Regions from separate parts of the Homo sapiens genome. Here region 1 is linked to region 2. A link is an interaction called in ENCODE POLR2A ChIA-PET data of the cell type or tissue named here. Cell type or tissue: K562. All regions are shown on one strand. Links, peaks and the distances in the headings refer to the core of each region. The heading gives the core; the rest is flanking DNA. Region 1 overlaps MEGF9 (multiple EGF like domains 9). Region 2 has its middle 7.2 kb from the start of PHF19.

What was found. ChIA-PET counts read pairs that join two places held together with the same protein. Peaks named below come from ENCODE experiments on the same cell type or tissue, not always from the same donor. Only the 100,000 strongest peaks of a DNase experiment are listed, where the experiment ranks them.
Region 1: POLR2A ChIA-PET joins it to region 2 with 5 read pairs; 2 of 35 experiments call an interaction of 5 or more read pairs at or near these places.

What each region holds. Positions count from the first base shown.
Region 1 is chr9:120,622,167-120,627,548 of GRCh38, reverse strand. MEGF9 (multiple EGF like domains 9) reads left to right here. Exons shown (of 6, transcript NM_001080497.3): 3 at 4,794-4,933. Among named protein-coding and RNA genes, the nearest start is that of CDK5RAP2, 45 kb to the right of the region's middle. In K562, for the core only: no CTCF peak of the experiment used is centred there; no DNase peak of the experiment used is centred there.
Region 2 is chr9:120,881,690-120,887,071 of GRCh38, reverse strand. It overlaps a transcript of PHF19 not described here. Among named protein-coding and RNA genes, the nearest start is that of PHF19, 7.2 kb to the right of the region's middle. In K562, for the core only: no CTCF peak of the experiment used is centred there; DNase peaks (open chromatin) are centred at 568, 881, 1,154 and 3,238.

The DNA of each region.
Region 1 (5,382 bases), core at 71-5,070, 260 kb after region 2:
GGAGGTTGCAGTAAGCCGAGATTGTGCCACTGCACCACTCCAACCTGGGTGACAGAGCAAGACTCCATCTCAAAAAAAAGAAAAAGGAAAGAACTATGTATAATTTTTAATTATTCTGTAACTGCTTGAGTTAAAATTGATAATGTGATACCTAAAAATATACATACACACGTACTTTATATCTTGTAAATCTTAGGAAGAAAATAGACTTTCTTGATAACAAAAAACATGCCAAGACATTTAACAATTTAGAAATAAATCATTAACTAGTTGGTAGAAAAGCAAGTCAGGTCCAGCTGGCTTTGATCCCACCTAATGTAGGATTTTGCAGATCCTTTCTCTTCTCGATTAAAATTTTTTCCCCCAAAACTGTTTCTACCATGTGTTTATAATGTGCTCTCTTTTTCTAGCCATATTTTTGCTACAAACTAGTAATTATCCTTTAATGTTTTGCTTTTTTTTAGTTTTATTAACAGAATTCTAAAATTTTAAATTACTTACAAATTTTAAATTTTAAAAGTAAGTAACTTAGTCTTCCCTGTCTTTGCCAACTGGGAATTCTAACCTACTTTCCTTAGAATTCTCAGAAAATATTTAAGATCTAGGATCACTGTCATCATGTCCATAGTTGCTTTCATTTTTGAGTACTGAGTATGTGCCAGACACTGTGCTAAATGCATTGTGTATGCAATTTTTAATATACTACAAAGGTTGGTATAATTGTCTTCACTTAACAAATGAGAATACAGAGGCCAAGATAGAATGAATACTTTGTGCCAGCTAGTCACTAGTAGAGCTGGAATATGAACCAAACTCTGTTTCCTCGGGCTGGTTTTTTCCATAAACTCTGATACTCCTTTCCTGTATTATACCCATCCCACCTAATCAATGTGACTGTAAAATAATGGAAATTCTGAAGCTTCTCCACCCACTCATCTTAAACAGAGTCTTTAAAAAGGTAATTTGGCTTGTATTCATGTGACATAGATATGTACCATATCTTGAGATGATACACCAGTGAATTTTCTTTTGAAAAAGTAATGACTATTAGTGTTGTAAAATATGTTTTTATTTATATACACTTAAAAAATGCTTTTTTCTAAAGTGTTAAAACCTTGCAGGAGTTGTTCACACCCATGAGTATGTAAGTTCTATAACTGAGCATTACTACCACAAGAAAATCTGAGAATCCCTTTTGGGATAATTTAAGAAATGTGTAGTATATGCATAGTTACACTTAATGCAGCGTAGCTCCACAATGCTTATGCTTCGTTTATGAATAATTCTATATTCTTTTTTTTCTGATATAATTTTTGTGCTATCTTGGTACTTTACTAGCAACATGTCATTAAGACCAGATAAGCAAATTTTATCTTAAATTGTTAGCTGATCTCATAGTACAGATGTCTGATTTCTATTTAAAATCCAGTTCTACACATTTATTCTCCAGTTATGAAGCTGTGGGTTTTGGTTCTTTCATTTCAAATCTATGGATAAGCATAAGTGGTCTGTTCACAGCCTTTTTTTTTTCTTTTTTGGTTTCATTGCATTTATATCATTGACCTTTGCTTCAGAAAGCATTCAAGTCTTTAACAGAGAGAGACCATGAAAGGGAGTGTTGTAAAGTCTTTATTCTACGAAGGAAGTCACACAGGCAAAGCTTTATATTTGCTGAGTGATTTCTTTTCTTTCTTTTTTTTTTTTTTTTTTTTTTTGTGAGACAGAGTCTTGCTGTCACCCAGGCTGGAGTGCAGTGGCGCAATCTTGGCTCACCACAACCTCCACCTCACAGGTTCAAGCGATTCTCCTGCCTCAGCCTCCCGAGTAGCTGGGACTACAGGTGTGTGCCACCATGCCCTGCTAATTTTTGTATTTTTAGTAGAGACGAGGTTTCACTATGTTGGCCAGGCTGGTCTCGAACTCCTGCCCTCGTGATCCACTCGCCTCAGCCTCCGAAAGTGCTAGGATTACAGGCATGAGCCACTGCACCTGGCCGATTTAAATCTTTTTTTTAAGAGACAGAGTCTCCCTGTGTCGCCCAGGCTGGAGTACAGTGGCTATTCACAGGCCCGATCATGGCACACTCAGCTCAAGAGGATGGCTTCAATTCCCTGTGATGTCATTTCCTGCCTAACCAGTCAGCACTTCTGGCTCCCTGGTTTCACCCCACCCACCAAGTTGTCCTTAAAAACCCTAATCCCTGAATACTTAGGGAAACTGATTTGAGTAATAATAAAGCTCTGGTCTCCTGCACAGCTGGCTCTGCATGAATTACTCTTTCTGTATTGCAATTCCCCCATCTTGATAAATCAGCTCTGCCTAGGCAGTGGGCAAGGTGAACCCATTGGGTGGTTGCAGGATTAGTCTCCTGTGTTTCTTGGTCTGTGGGGCTTTATGAGAGACAGGTTTAATTTGAGATAAGTGGACCCAGCTGTTTATTCCTGTTTAACTGCAGTTGGAGTAGTTCAGGCAGCCTAGAACTCCTGGGCTCAAGTGATCTTCCTGCCTCAGCCTCCTGAGTAGCTGGGACTATAGGCATGTGCCACCATGCCTGATAAATTTAATTCTTATACATGCAGAAATTGGCCTTGGGCCATGAATAACATGATGCAAAAGCACTAGTAGTGCAGCCTCACAACCAAAATTCCTCACTTCATTTTTTTTTTTTTTTTTTTTGAGACGGAGTCTCACTCTGTCACCCAAGCTGGAATGCAGTGATATGATCTTGGCTCACTGCACCCTCCGTCTTCTGGGTTCAAGCAGTTCTCCTGCTTCAGCCTCCCAGGTAGCTGGAACTACAGGCACACACCACCACTCTGACTAATTTTTGTATTTTTGGTAGAGACGGGGTTTCACCATGTTGGCCAGGCTGATCACTGGTCTTGAACTTGTGACCTCAAGTGACCCACCCACCTCAGCCTCCCAAAGTGCTGGGATAAAGGTGTGAGCCACCACGCCCGGCCTATATTTTCTTTTAAAAGAGAGAAAAGCACCTTTTTTTTTCTTGTTGTTTTAAAATCTGGCCATGCATGGTGTCTCATACCTGTAATGCTAGCACTTTCGGAGGCCAAGGCAGACGGATTGCTTGAGCTCAGGAGTTTGAGACCAGCCTGGGCAACAGGGGAAAACCCTGTCTCCACAAAAAATACAAAAATTAGCCGGATGTGGTGGCGCATACCTGTAGTCCCAGCTACTTGAGGGGCTGAGGCAGAAGGACCACCTGAACCCAGGAAGTTGAGGCTGCAGTGAGCCGAAATCACGCCACTGCAGCCTAGGGGACTAAATGAGACCCTTTCTCAAAAAACAAAAACGAACAAAAATCACCCAGGAAAAAATAAAGCATGGTATGTACACTCAGACAACTACTTTATCAAGATTCATTAAGTCACTTTAAATCAGCAATTAAGGAGCAGATCCTCCAGATAGAAAGTCTTTTAGTGCCCCAAGAATTATTAAGGGAAAACCCACTTCAGGAATAGCAACTACTTTGGGAACATTGGCTATATTATGGTTACACAATATTATTAAGTGATTTTGTGTTCGAAACTAATACCTTCTTCTTGTAGGTTGTGGGTTAGGCAAACACCATCATTGAAAGTAACTGTTTATCCTTTTGTATATTGAATAACATATTTAGAGGAATGAGGAGTAAGCATATTTTGATTAACATTTTAAAAGCCTTGGAAATAAGCTGATGAAGTGTTGTAAGCCATTCTTTGAAAGGTACATTATGTTCTTTATAATTTTCTGATAGTATAGAGTGGCTTCGATTGACTGGTTCCTTCTTATTGAGTCATAAAATATTCCTGAATTTTATTTTTTATGAATACAGGTTTTCTTTGCTAGATCTTTAAGTACCTTGGGATATTCTTGTGTAAGACCGTATATGTGTGTGGCTTCTTTTCTTTTTTCTTTACTAAATTACTTAAGATTCATAGATTCATGCTTGATAGTATAAATTAGATAATGTAAATTTTTGTTGCATTTTTAAAAACATCTCCTATACTATGATCAGTACAAATTTTATTTAAGCTTTAAACATCAAAATATTTGGGCTTCTATCTCTGAGAACCTTTGACTTTGTTAGGCTGCAGCTTCTCTTCAAGCAATAAGATTTCTCAGCCTTTGTTAAAGACCTGAAATTTACTTGCAGTGAGAAAAGAGAGCAAGATTTATTGTGGACAGGGCATAAACACCATCACTGGAGTCAGGACCTATATAGATGGTGAATTGTAATGCTTTGGATCTACAGAATGAAGCTTGATACCTAAGTGGATATCAAGTTATTTGGCAGACAAATTTCTTGTACCAATTTAGAGTCAATCTTAGGAGTAGATAGTATGGTGGGGAAAAGTCTGGCTTTGTATGAATAGACTTGACTTACTAGCTGAGGACAGTAACTTTATCTGAATTTTCTCAGTAGTAAAATAAGTATTATGACCCTCACCAGGTAGAACTACCTTGAGGATTAGAGAAAAAATATATTTATTGACATAAGCCCTCAATAAATGATAGCTCATTGCATCATCATTATTACTCCTGCTTTCAAATGCCTCCATTTTAAATTTTCTGTAAAATTATTTGTTAGCTAAGAAATTGCATTATGCAATACACTAGACAGCTTTTAATAGCAATACAGAATTTGATAGGTGATTTATTTGGACACAAGGCTTTGAGATATGGTAAGTATATATGATTTACATGAGCTGGGCTTTCTTTCCCTTCTGGGGTGTTACTCAATACAACTTTTAAATTGATTTACTTTTATTCATTGTCTTTGCTTTTATTTGCAGTTCTGGGAAATGCCAGTGCAAAGTGGGTGTCATTGGCTCTATATGTGACCGATGCCAAGATGGATATTATGGCTTTAGTAAGAATGGCTGCTTGCCCTGCCAATGCAATAATCGGTCTGCCAGTTGCGATGCCCTCACAGGTACGTACTTTCCTTAACTTTGTCATGTAATTATTCCACTGTTCTTTTAATTTGGAAATCTTTCAGCTATAGGTTGATTCTTCTGAAATAGTTTGGAAGGGCCTTTATCTTCTAAGTAGGATGTACTAGATCACAGCAAGCCAAACTCCTGCTACAACAAACTTGAAAAAGTACGTAAATTAAAAAAAAAAAAAAAAAGTCATATACCTATGGAGGCAAGGAGAACTATAGGAACTAAAATTCCAGAAAGGTTGGAACTCTTCCTAGGTAAACTGATGATCACCAGCCATTGTCTTTCCAGGGGACATTTGCTGATTCTGAGCATAGGCAAAGAATGAGCTAGACCCAAGCAAAGGAATTCTTTAGGAAAGAGATACAAGAAATGTTTTTGGCAGTCATTTGAGGCTTGCATGATGGTTGGAAACAAGAGGATCCCCAAACACAAGGCC
Region 2 (5,382 bases), core at 195-5,194:
TTTTTTTAGACAGAGTCTGGCTCTGTCACCTAGGCTGGAGTGCAGTGGGGCGATCTCGCCTCATTGCAACCTCCATCTCCCAGGTTCAAGCAATTCTCCTGCCTCAGCCTCCCGGGTAGCTGTATAGGTGTGTGCAATCACACCCGGCTAATTTTTTTGTATTTTTAGTAGAGACAGGGTTTCACCATACTGGCCAGGCTGGTCTCGAGGGAATTTTTCTTAAAGTCAACTGATGATAAATGTTAACCACATCTCTAAGATGCCTTGACAGCGACACCTAGATTGATGTTGGATTAAATAACTAGGTATGATAGCTTAGTCATGTGGACATATAAAATTGACCATCACAGAGGGGTCAGCCCAGAGTGGTGCCTCTGCCAGAGGGCGGTGACTACAGGCTGGATGAACCAGCCGTTGGAGTGGGAAACACTCCAGCTGACATTGGGTCATCTGGCTGTGGAAGGGATCTCCATAGTCACACCAGGAGTGCATGGCTAAATGCTGTGGTTAGCCGTGAAGGATGAGTGAATAAATGACTCGTGGTTTGAGCCTATGTTTTTCTTTGCTTTCCCTGTGACCTGCACAGACCAAGCTCCTTGCTGCAGAGGTCTGTTCCTTGGAATGCTTCCCCCCACCCACTTTCTGTCTAGCTGCCTTCGCATTTCTCTATTTTGGTTCGGTGTCCATACAAACTCTACTTGCCACCACACCAGCCACATATAACTCCCCAGAGCCTCTTTCCTGCAGGCTGACTGTTCAGATTCCCTGCACACACATGCCTGGGGCCTGTCGAAGCCTCATGGGTGAGACCCAGACCCCGATGGTTAGAACCACATCTGCAATGAAGAGCTCTCAGCTCACAGGCTCCTACCCTGAGGGATGTCCCACACAGCTGGGCTCTCTCCGTGCAGCTCCAGCCCAGATGTTTCCTCTCCTCTGCAGGGGGAGGCATCTGGGACTTTGAATTGTAATCTTGGAAGAAGCAGCTATAAGACACAGATCTGAATGGTCCCAGCTAAACCTCTTGGAACTATTGCCCCAACTTAAGCCGAAGATCAGGGAGCAGAACAGACAACAGAGAAAGGCCAGACGTGAGAGTTCCTTCTGAGAGCTGTAAAAGAGTGAAGATTAGCTTTAAAGAGCCATGGAATTCTGGCAACAGAATTTCCGCTTCTCCAAGCTGAAAGAGGTCCTGAAGGTCACTTAGGTATTCCTCCACCCAGGCAGGGATTACCTCTGAAACTCATAAGAAGGTCACATGTCATGGAACACTCAAACAGAAGGATTTTAAAATAAATTTTGGCAATTAAAAAACTCAAGAGGACTGCTGGGGACCTGACAAAAGTGGCATGGCATACATCTCTGGGCAAGGGAGGGGCAGAGGCCTGGACCCACTTATGGCTCATGTGCTGATTTACTACTTCATCTTGAATGCGTCTTTCCTGCAGGACTTTGGCCAGACCTCTCCTGCTTTGTTTTTTTTTTTTTTTTTCCAAGATAGAGTCTTGCTCTGTCACCCAGGCTGGAGTGCAGTGGCATGATATCGGCTCACTGCAACCTCCGCCTCCTGGGTTCAAGCCATTCTCCTGCCTCAGCATTCCCAGTAGCTGGGATTACAGGCGCACATCACCATGCCCAGCTCATTTTTGTACTTTTAGTAGAGACGAGGTTTCACCATGTTGGCCAGGCTGGTCTCAAACTTTTGACCTCATGATCTGCCCGCCTCGGCCTCCCAAAGTGCTAGGATTACAGGCGTGAACCACTGCGCCGAACCTCTCCTGCTTTCTAGATATCCGTTTCCCCATCTGAAAATGAGAAGTTGGAAAACTTGACTTGGAAGGTTCCCTCCATTAAGACACAGGGTCTCACTCTGTTGCTCAGACTGGAGTGCAGTGATGTAATCATAGCTTACTGCATCCTCGAACTTCTGGGTTCAAGCAATCCTCCTACTTCAGCCTCCTGAGTAGTTGGCGCTGCAGGTGCATGTCACCACCCCAGCTAATTTATTTTTATTTTTAGAGATGTGGTCTTGCTATGTTGCCCAGGCTGGTCTTGAACTCCTGGCCTCAAATGATTCTCCCACCTCAACCTCCTAAGTAGTTGGGATTTACATGAGTGGCTGGTATTGGCTTTTTTTAATTTTTATTTTTATTTTTTTAGACAGAGTCTCGCTCCTAGGCCAGAGTGCAGTGGTGCTATCTGAACTCACTGCAACTTCTGCCTCCAGGGTTGAAGTGATTCTCATGCCTCGGCCTCTGGAGTAGCTGGGATCATAGGCGTGTACCACCACATCCAGCTAATTTTTTTTTTTTTTTTTGTATTTTTTGGTAGAGATCTGGTTTCACCATGTTGGCCAGGCTGGTCTCAAACTCCTGGCCTCTGGTGATCCGCCCACCTCAGCCTCCCAAAGTGCTGGCATTACAGGTGTGAGCCACCGTGCCCAGACTGGCATTAGCTTTTGAATACACCATATCACCTGGGTTCAAACCTCAGTTCCACCAATACTAGTTGAATCATACAAATGACCCTGTTGTATCCACTATCTTCTTATTTGCTCTCCTCTGGCTATATCTTGGGCAGTTGGTTATATCTTGTCTCCTTCATGAAATGCCCAGCAAGAGCCTTGGCTCCCGGGGAGCAGCTCTCATCTCATACATTTCCTCTTTCTCCTACACACCCAGCTTGGGGCCAGGAGCTCATCCACCTCACGCGGATCGACTCATGGATTGCTTGATTCCAGAAAGGATGCCTTGTAAATACTGGAGTTCATTAATAAAATGACACCTCTGTATTTTAACGTGGGGAAAACTTTAAAGGTATCTTTAATTAACTATATCTGAGTCAGTCTTTTATGATCACACTGTTTTAATCATATCAATCAAAATCTCTAATTGAATGTAGTATGTAGACCTAATTGATAAAAAACAAGAAGACAAAATATCTCGCAAATAGTCAATGCAGCTTTTGGTGGGTCAAATCTTTATATAACAACCTTTATAAAGAATGACTGGGAGCAACTCATTTGTTCTAGACTTCATATATTGACCAGTGAGTCCATCTGAAGCCCTGATTAGAGAAGTGACCCATCCTAGGTTACCGAGTGAGGGAGAAACAAAGCTTAGACTGAGTTCATAGAATCAAATAATTTTGCCATCAGAGGCAACTTAGAGGTCATTGTGGTCTGACCCTCCTTGTCCTGATCACTCCTTGTCTCGACACCCTCCCACAATTATCTATCAATCTGTCTGTCCCCCTAGCCCCACCCCCTAGCTCTGGACCAGGAGCTTCTATTTTTTTTTTTTTTTTTTTTGGAGACAGTGTCTTGTTCTGTCACCCAGGCTGCTGGAGTGCACGGTGTGATCTCAGCTCACTGCAACCTCTGCCTCCAGGCTCAAGTGATCCTCCCACCTCAGGCTCCCAAGTAGCTAGGACCACAGGTGCATGCCACCATGCCCAGCTAATTCTTTGTATTTTTGGTAGAGATGGGATTTCACCAAGTTGCCCAGGCTGGGCTCGAACTCCGGAGCTCAGGCAATTCACCCACCTCAGCCTCCCAAAGTGCTGGGATTTCAGGCATGAGCCACCGTGCCCGGCTGGACCGGGAGCTTCCTGAGATCAAAGGCTGCATCTTATTCATCTTCATGCCACGCCTGTCATTCCTAGCATGGTGCCTGCCTACAGCATGGTTCGCTACACATGTGCACTATGTTGAAAGGGTGAACAAACCACCACTTTATCTTTAACAGATGGGGAGACTAAAATTTAGACAAGGGAAGGGATCCTTGGTTCCACAGCAAGCTGGCAAGGCAGGGAAATAGGATCTCCAGTGTCTGGTGAAGGCTCCCCTTTCTTTTCTACACCCCCTGGGTTCACAGAGAAGGCAGGCAGACTTCTCTCATTTCCCCACAAAAGCCACAGGTAAAGGTGTTTATAGTTTGGCAGCTAACCAAGGCCACAGGCATGCCAACAGGTCACAGTCTGACCCTGGCAACCATTTTTTTTAAAACTGGTGTTAATAACCGTGCTTTCTACTGTAATCTGAAAACTCTCTACACCTCCATGCTGAGGACATGATAAACCAACCCCGAAATTCAGGCCATAAAACATGGGCTCGTCTAACTGGTCACCTGCATAATAATTACTTCCAAAAATTATGTAATAATAATTATTCATATTTGTGAAAAGCCTCTTGTGTGTAGAGCAGTTTCTTTCTTTTTTTTTTTTTTTTTGAGATGGAGTTTTGCTCTTGTCACCCAGGCTGGAGTGCAATGGCACAATATCGGCTCACTGCAACCTACGCCTTCTGGGCTCAAGAGATTCTCCTGCCTCAGCCTCCCAAGTAGCTGGGATTACAGGTGGCCGCCACCATGCACGACTAATTTTTGTATTTTTAGTAAAGATGGGGTTTCATCATGTTGGCCAGGCTGGTCTTGAACTCCGGACCTCAGGTGATCCGCCCACCTCAGCCTCTCAAAGTGCTGGGATTACAGGCATGAGCCACTGTGCCTGGCTGTAGAGCACTTTCATATAGGCTAACTTGTTTGGTATTCAAATAAGTATTTCTGAAAGAAAATGATGTTCTCTCAAAATAATGACTGTATATTTTAAGTAAGTGAATTTGTCATACGTGAAGTATATTTCGATAAATCTGATTTTAAAAGTAACAGTGAAAATCACAAGTTACTTTTATTTTCTTCCTCGTGCTTTTTGACATTTTCCAAATTGTCCTTAATTGAAAGAAAACATAGAATAGCACAGCAGAAGGAAGAGGATGGATCACTGGGAGGCAGGGAACCTTCTCTCAGGGCTCTCTGGCCCTTTGGTGGTCTCCCTGGACAGAGAGGTACTGAGACACTGCTGAGCAGAGGGGACAAGCCCTGACTCTCTATTGTGTGTGACACTGAGTTTATCACTACGCCTTTCCAAACCTCCATTTCATCCCCTGCAAAATGGACCTGATGCCTGCCACACCTGGCTCACCACGCTGTGACAAGCCTTAAAAGAGAAGGGTGGGCCAGGTGCAGTGGCACGCACCTGTAATCCCAACACTTTGGAAGGCCAAGGCTGGTGGATCATGAAGTCAGGAGTTCAAGACCAGCCTGACCAACATGGTGAAACCCAATCTCTACTAAAAATACAAAAATTAGCCAGGCGTGATAGCGTGCACCTGGAACCCCGGCTACCCAGGAGGCTGAGGCAGGAGAATTGCTTGAACCTGGGAGGCAGAGTTTGCAGTGAGCCGAGATCGTGCCACTGCACTCTGGCCTAGGCAACAGAGCAAGACTTCATCTCAAATAAACAAACAAACAAATAAGAAGGGTGATCAGTCCCATGCATGAGGGGACACTGTGCACTGTAACCACCCTGGACACCTAACAAGCA